Linked DNA regions of Homo sapiens: region 2 is linked to region 1. Evidence: chromatin contacts called from ENCODE Hi-C or POLR2A ChIA-PET data. All regions are on one chromosome and are shown on one strand. The core of a region is the stretch at or near the end of the contact, and the rest is flanking DNA. Distances in the headings are between cores, read along the strand shown. Region 1 holds the start of DYM (dymeclin). Region 2 has its middle 28 kb from the start of CXXC1.

The links. A loop is a pair of places that touch in the nucleus more often than their neighbours do. ChIA-PET counts read pairs that join two places held with the same protein, here RNA polymerase II (POLR2A). Pooled maps may share reads with other maps.
Region 2: a pooled map shows a loop between it and region 1 (3-fold over the local background). The contact joins the enhancer-like site here to the promoter of DYM in region 1. A Hi-C loop is called at or near these places in 5 of 50 pooled maps. POLR2A ChIA-PET finds 5 or more read pairs at or near these places in 2 of 52 experiments (B cell and activated T-cell).

Annotation. Positions count from the first base shown.
Region 1 is chr18:49,458,728-49,462,633 of GRCh38, reverse strand. DYM (dymeclin) reads left to right here and starts at 1,989. Exons shown (of 18, transcript NM_001353214.3): 1 at 1,989-2,236. RefSeq lists a silencer at 2,011-2,590.
Region 2 is chr18:50,313,814-50,317,719 of GRCh38, reverse strand. No RefSeq gene overlaps it. Among named protein-coding and RNA genes, the nearest start is that of CXXC1, 28 kb to the right of the region's middle. Within about 2 kb of position 2,144, at least 3 of the 41 ENCODE cell types and tissues checked have a DNase peak (open chromatin) inside an H3K27ac peak, as active enhancers do.

The sequences.
Region 1 (3,906 bases), core at 740-3,239:
CTGCTGACCTCAGGTGATCTGCCTGCTTCGGCCTCCCAAAGTGTTGGGATCACAGGCATGAGTCACCACGCCCAGCCCTGAGTCTCTTTTTGCTGTAATTTTAAAATAAAATTGTACATGTACTTCATATTCCTTGCAGAAAAATTAGAAAACATAGGGAAAAACTAATTTTAACCACACAGGATCTCATTACCCAAAGTTGCAATATTGTTAATATTATTTGTCTTTTTTCCAACAGCACATATACATAGGTATTATAAATATTATAGTAAACATATATTACATATGTTATATTAATATATCATTTAATATATTAATATAAATATTATATTAAGTGGCAAAACCACAATTAGTTTTGCACCAACCTAATATAATTCACTTATGAAAATTTGATACTATATATGTTTCCACTCAGTGTATCATGAAAATGTTTTCAAATAAATATGCATCCATAGCATTCTTTACAATGACTGCATAGTAGTGTCTATGGCTTTTTAGTTAGGTAGTTTGGGGTTTTTTTTTTTTTTTGAGACAGTGTCTCGTTCTGTTGCCCAGGGTAGAGTGCAATGGTGAGATTATGGCTCCCTGAAGCCTCAACCTCCCGGGCTCAAGCGATTTTCCCACATCAGCCTCCCGAGTAGCCGGGACCGAGGGTGTGCCAACCACTCCCAGCTAATTTTTGTATTTTTTGTTGAGACAGTGTATCGCTATGTTGCTCAGGCTGGTCCTTCCGAACTCCTGGGCTCAAGTGATCCTCCCACCTTAGCCTCCCAAAGTATTGGGATTACAGGCATAAGCCACAGGGCCCAGTCTACTTTGGGTTTTAATATGTTTTCCTGTCATAATTCTGCAAGCTCAGTGAATTTACTGGCAGTCTATGCTAGAAAAGAATACCTAATATTTGTATAGTACTTTACAGAGTACACTGGCACATATTGACTATATAATGGGAATAACGGTGCTATCTGTTCCATAGGGTCATTTTGCGAAATAATAGTGCATGGCAAATAGAAAATAATCCATAATGTGAATTGTTATTACTACAGTCATGTCAACATTTCCTGTAATGGCAGAATCATCATCATGCATATATTTTAGGTGAGGAAACTGGCTGAGAGAGGTGAAGTAATTGCTCAAAGACGTCAGTGTGGAAACCTCAGCTCATTTGACTTCAAATTCCATAGTTTTGGCACTATCTCATATTGCTACTCTTTCCCGTGGGACCTGTCCTTTCCGACAACTTTGCAGGCAGGGCTAGCCCTGCCAGCTGCCTCCATCAAAAATTATTTTGCTATTTCTCAATTCTCCAGAATCCCACACAATATTGCTTGACTTTGGGATGGTTATTCAGCTGCAATTAACAGAGGCCTTAATAAGGTTAAGCCGCCAGAACGAGCGGTGTAGCATGAGCGAGGACTCTAGCACCTGGCAGGTGAGGTTGACTCTAGCACCCGGCAGGTGAGGTTTTTGCGCTTCTCTCTCTCTCTCTTTTTTTTTTTTTGAGAAGAGTCGAGCTCTGTCGCAAGGCTGGAGTGCAGTGGCCCGATCTCGACTCACTGCAATCTCCGCCTCTCGGGTTCAAACGATTCTCCTGCCTCAGACAGCTACTTTTTGACTCACTGCAATCTCCGCCTCTCGGGTTCAAACGATTATCCTGTCTCAAACAGCTACTTTTTGTATTTTTAGTGGAGACGGGGTTTCACCATGCTGGCCAGGATGGTCTCGATCTCCTGACCTCGTGATCCGTCCACCTCGGCCTCCTAAAGTGCTGGGATTACAGGCGTGAGCCACCGCGCACGGCTGTTTTTGCGCTTCTCGATTTCGCCACGTGGCTTTGCGGTAGCCCAGGAGGTACTAGGAGGGCGGAGGCACGAATAACACCCAAAGGACTACAGTTTCCAGAAGCCCGCGCGCGCCGCGTGCCACGTGACCACCTGGCTGGCGCGCGCGCCTGGGGGTCTGGTCCCTAGCCGCGTTCTCGGTCGCTTCCCTCTTCTCTCGCCGCCTCCTGGCCTCCGCACCGACGCGGCCCGGGCTGGAGCCGAGCCGGGGCCGAGCTGCAGGCCGGACCGGAGCCGGATCTGTACCCGCTGAGACGTGGAAACATGGAGGCCTGAGCCGGTGTGCGCCACCTGGGCTGCGGCGGCGACAGCGACTTCTCCTGACCCCTCTGCCACCCTCCCATCCGTCCGCGGGTCCGTGGAGCTGGAGCAGATCCCCCAGCCGGCTGAGACAGGTGGGCTGTAGCGCCGCCCCCCTCAGCGCGGCCGGGCCCGAAAGCCTGGCTGTCCCCGGCCTCCTGTCAGAGGGGGTCAGGGGCCACCCTCCGCAACCCGGCCAGCGCCCCGGGGCGGCGGCGAAGGGACCCTCCCTTCCCTGCCCGCGGGCGCCTGGGCCACCCGGAGGGGCTGTGCTGACAGCGGACGGACCTCTGTCCGAGTCCGCTGTTGGGAGTTGGGGGATACCGAAGGCCAAGTCGGTGCTTCCGGAGATGGGGCGGTGTTGGTCTGACAAATGGGCGTGTGATGGGCAGGGTGAGCAATAGCTGTTGGGTTTTTCTTTCTTCTTTTTACATTCATAGTTTATCGAGGTATAACTAACATATCAGAAAATTAACCCTTTAAAAGTACAACTCAGTGGTTTTTAGTATATTCACAGGGTTGAGCAGCCATCACCACCCTTAACTCCAGAGCATTTTTAATCACCGCCCCCCCCGCCCCAAAGAAGCTCGTACCCATTAGCAGTCACTCCTCCTTCTCTCCCCTACACTATTGATCTACTTTCAGTCGCCGTGGATTTGCCTGAGCAATTGTGTTTTGACTGAAAAGTGAAAGGGTGGGTGTTTGTGAACTGGGGGCAGTAGTGGGGTTTGAGGGTATTGGTGTGGTAAAGCTGATTGGATAAAGCTGTTCTCTACTGAACAGGGGTAGAGAAGTGATGGGATGATTGTAATCGGCCAGCAAAGCGGGTACCCAGGATAGACTGATTAGGGGGCACAGATGGAGTGAGTTCCTTGAAAGAGGAGAGGGGAAGTTGGAGAGAGGGGTGTGTAGAGCAAGGGTGATGTGCTGAAGGATGAAAACCTGGAGGGTGGAGGCCGTGGAGAGGAATGTAGCGTCCACCAGAGGAACTCAGGTGCTTAGGCTGATGAGTTGAGGGCTCAAGAGAAGAACGAGGTGGAAGGGAAGAGAATCTATAGGAATGGGTGAATGGTTGTTGCAGAGGATGAAATTTATGAATATATGGATTTCTGGAGTGATTATCCTGCTTTGAAGTTTTATTTTAGATAATCCTCTCAGCAACTTGGAGATAGACCGGACAAGTATGAATATTCCCATTCTGTAAATGAAGAACTAGTCTTTTAGAGGTTAGGTGTCTGCCTTAAGCTCATAAACTGAGTACATAGGGCAAAATGAGTTGGAATAATTGATGAAACTATCAGTCGCAAGTGGATTAAATGGCAGAGAACTGAGTTGGGGCAATGTTAATAGGAAGGAGATTCAGCTATTAAGAAGTCTGTGTTGTTACGACATATAGGTCAAGGAGTTTTTATGTTTTTGCACCTTTTAACCATAGAAAAGTTCACACAGTGAAATAATAAAGGGTACTCCCATGTACCCATTACCCAGCTTCAGCAGTTAACTCATGCCAATTTAATTTCATCTATGTCCCTATGCATTCCTATCCCCACTCACAATTATTTTAAAGCAAATCATAGACATTCAATTTCATCTGTAAATATTTCAATATATATCTGTAGAAGATTGAATTGCTTTTTTTTGTTGGTGGTGGTGGGAGGCAGAGTCTCGCTCTGTCATTCAGGCTGGAGTACAGTGGCGTGATCCCGGCTCACGGCAACGTCTGCCTCCTGGGTTCAAGCAATTCTCCTGCCTCAGCCTCCTGAGT
Region 2 (3,906 bases), core at 895-3,394, 850 kb before region 1:
CTCCAGCCTGGACAACAGAGCGAGACTCTGTCTCAAAAACAACAACAAAAGAACAAAAAACAAACAAACAAAAAAACATATCCAACCGTAATATTCAATTTCTCTTTGCTTTGTTTTTCATTTATTAATTTGAGTTCAATGCTGCTTTCTCAGGTATTACTGCATAAAGTAGTCCATTATACTGAATATTGTTTTGGCTAATATTTCTTTGCCCAGTTTTATTATCTTTTGAATATCAAAATTCTTTTATGTTAAAATGTTAATATCCTCAATATATTTTCTCTGATCTTGATTTATAATTTTCATAATTTTTTCACCTGGCCCTTCTGAGATCTTATGATCTTGATTCTTTTATTTTGTTCAGTTCCACTCTTAGCATGGCAATTTCATTCTGTAATATGTCCTTTTTGTACAATAGATATTTTTCCTTTTCCTTGCCTTCAGAAATCTCAGAATTCTTAACGTTTTAAGTGGATAATTTCTATTTCTTTCTGCTTGCAAAGTGATGGCTGAAAATTTCATTCTGGTAGTTTTAAAAAATGGCCTCAAACTCTTTGAATCCCTTCCCATCAAGAGGTTGGTCTGTTTCTCTTCACCTTGAATGTTCGTGAGTTTCTGACTGCTTTGACCACTGAGTATAGTAGAAGTGATGCTATGTGACTTCCAATGCTAGCTCATAAGAGGCTATACAGCTTTTGACTTGCTCACACATACACACAGTAGCCCTAAGCCGCCATATAAAACTATGACTACTCCAAAGTCACTATGCTGTGATGAAGTCCAATCTACATTGAGAGGCCATATGTAACTCTTGTCATTGACAGCACACACTTTACTGTGTCATTAAAGCACACACTTTACTGGTCATTATAGCACAGGGACCAGACATAAGTGGAGAAGCAACTAGGTGATTCAGGCCTAAGCCATAGGAGTCATGCCCAGCAATTTGTCTTCCCAGATGAAACTTCAGATTTCCAGTGATTTTAGCACTGTTGTCAAAAATCAATTGACCGTAGATGTATGGGTTTATTTCTGGACTCTCAATTTATTCCATTAATCTATATGTCCAGCCTGATGCCATTACCACACTGTTTTGATACATACAGCTTTTTTTTTTTTTTTTTTTTTGAGACAGAGTCTCATTCTGTTGCCCCGGCTGGAGTGGAGTGGTGCGATCTTGGCTCACTACAGTATCCACCTCCCAGGTTCAAGTGATTCTCCTGCCTCAGCCTCCTGAGTAGCTGGGATTACAGGCACCCGCCATCACACTCAGTAGTTTTTTCTATTTTTAGTAGAGATGGGGTTTCACCATGTTGGCCAGGCTGGTCTTGAACTCCTGACCTCAGGTGATCTGCCCACCTCGTCCTCCCAAAGTGCTGGGATTACAGGCATGAGCCACCACACCCGGCCTGCTAGTACTCTTTTTCTGAGTACTCTTTTCCTCTGCCTTCATGAAAATATCTTTCACATCACTAAAAACAAGGCTGTACTCAGGTTTGTATATAAAAGTATTTTCAAATTAATTAATTAATTGAAACATTTATCAAGTGTTGCATCAATTTACTTAATCTTGAGGGTAATTAATTGCTTGAAAGGAATTATGATGTCTAATGTTTGCATAAAGTCTCTCATTATAGGATCTATTCTTGTTATATAATCAGACCCAGCTAAAGAGAAAGAAGGCAATTATCTCAGAAACTCTGCAGGAAACTTATTAAATGGGCTCATACCAATGAGGCAGGGAACTTAACTTCTGTCTTTTGACAATTTCAATGTACCACACAATTTTAATATTGAGACTACAACAGTGAAACGAATAAACTTGTGAAGAAATAAAGCCACCTGTGGGAACAGATATTTCACAAGGTGCAGCAAAAACTGCCTTAAATGAACAAGCAAATGTTGTTGGTACATGTTCTTCTAGAATAATGACATATACCTAAGTGTGAAAAGGCAATGCTGCAGCAAAAATTTGTGTTTCTCTAGTGTTCCTTCCATTCAGGTAATATAGGGGGAGGAGAGAAGGCTTGCTATGATTAGTTGACTCTATTCTTGCCTAACTGCTTAACACAGTATCTCCGTGTGGTGTCCTTGCTTGAGTACACATGTGTGGTTTCCTCCTGCCAATTTCTGAAAGCATTTGTAAGGTTTCAGTAACCTAGCCCTTAATGTACGAAAAATAATGACCAATTACTTACTGAGCTCCACTGAATAAGTCTACTTATTGCAGACTAAGTGTCTACATTCCTTGTCTCTAATTCTGTCATCAATCTTATAAGACAGAGATTCACCCCATATTACAGATGGGGAAACTGAGGTTCAGAAATGTTGCATTATCAGACCAAGGTTCCACATCTGACAAATGGTAAAGTCAGAATTTGAATGGAGGAGTCAGTTTCCCTGGCTCCAGTGCTTGTGTTTCATCTGTGACGTCATGATGCTGCCGCCCAGCTGCACTCCCAGACATCCCCTCGTTTCACAGACTTTTAATGACTCTCAAATAGTCACTCTTAATTTGAATCTTTTCTGTTCATTCTAGATCTTTAATAATTCTGACTTTGAAAAAAGATTAGGTAAATACACAGCTGCACCACACTTGTCCACCATCTGGAAAAAAAATGCCATGCTCTGAGAAATTTTAACGTAAGATTCTTAACACAGAAACACAATTTAATTGACATAATGAACTTCAAGAATAAAAAGATATTTGTGCAAGCTTTAAAGCAAGAAAGAAAAAATATCATGCACAATAGAAAAATCAGGCTAGTCAAAAATTTCTTCACAGCAATATTTCTGCTCAATATTTTACTTGAAAGACTTCAAACTTGCAGAAAAATGGAATACTGCTACTACATAGAACACCAAGATTTACCAACTAATATTTTCCTCATTTGTTTATCTCTATCTATGTATGGATTAATCACTTTTTTATTTTTGTATTCTCATTTTCTTTGAAAATTTTGTTCTCAACCATTTGAAGTTAGGATGCAAATATCACAACACTTCACATTTTTGTTGAAATGTTTCTACTTATGGGAAGATGAAATGTCCAACCCAAACAATGAATGAAAGATATCTTAAATTCTGACTACCTATAATGTGAGCTGGATGCCAGAGAGGCTCAGAGGTAATTGGAAATTAGAGCATTGGCCTCTTATTTAAACAATATAGGTGAATCAATGTAGGAGCTTTATGGTAGGAAATTTCTCCAATATTTAGTAATAAGAGATTTATAAGACTTGAAAGCATGAGTTAATCTATTTGAAGAAAAAGGAGTACATATCTCAGTCAGAATTCCAGCAAAATGTGCAGATAGTATTTAGGGAAAGCAATAAGCAATAGTAGGTTCCCTACAGTTTGCAACACCAGGGAACTATTACTACATCTAGCCTGGAAGGCAATGTTTATGGAAACCTATTGAGAACAGCTGTATGGGAGAGGGCCATCTGAGAGGAGCTGTGAAATTTGCTAGGGTACTTGGTAACCCATAGAGAATCGACAGGGAAAGATCTGGGACAGTAAGCACCCTCCCTCATTCACTTCCCAGGACAGCAACCACCCTCCCTCATTCACCTCCCAGTCTCTAGGTCTCCTGGTGATCCTCCCCAGTGATTAAACCAGCTGTAAGCCAAAAGTCAAAGGCTACTCATGAAACAGTCCACAAAGGTCAGCCCTCTGAGGCAGAGAGTACGGTGGCAAAAGGTAAACAGTGCATTTGTTGGACAAAAATGAAAGACAAAATTGTTAGACAAAATTATCTGCATATACTTTCTACCTACCATTCCCATTTTGGTAGAATAATTTTTACAACACAGACATAGTTACACACACACAAACAATTGTAACTGAGTACTATATATAGGTTACATAATTATATTTATAATATAAAGCTATTGTAATATAAAA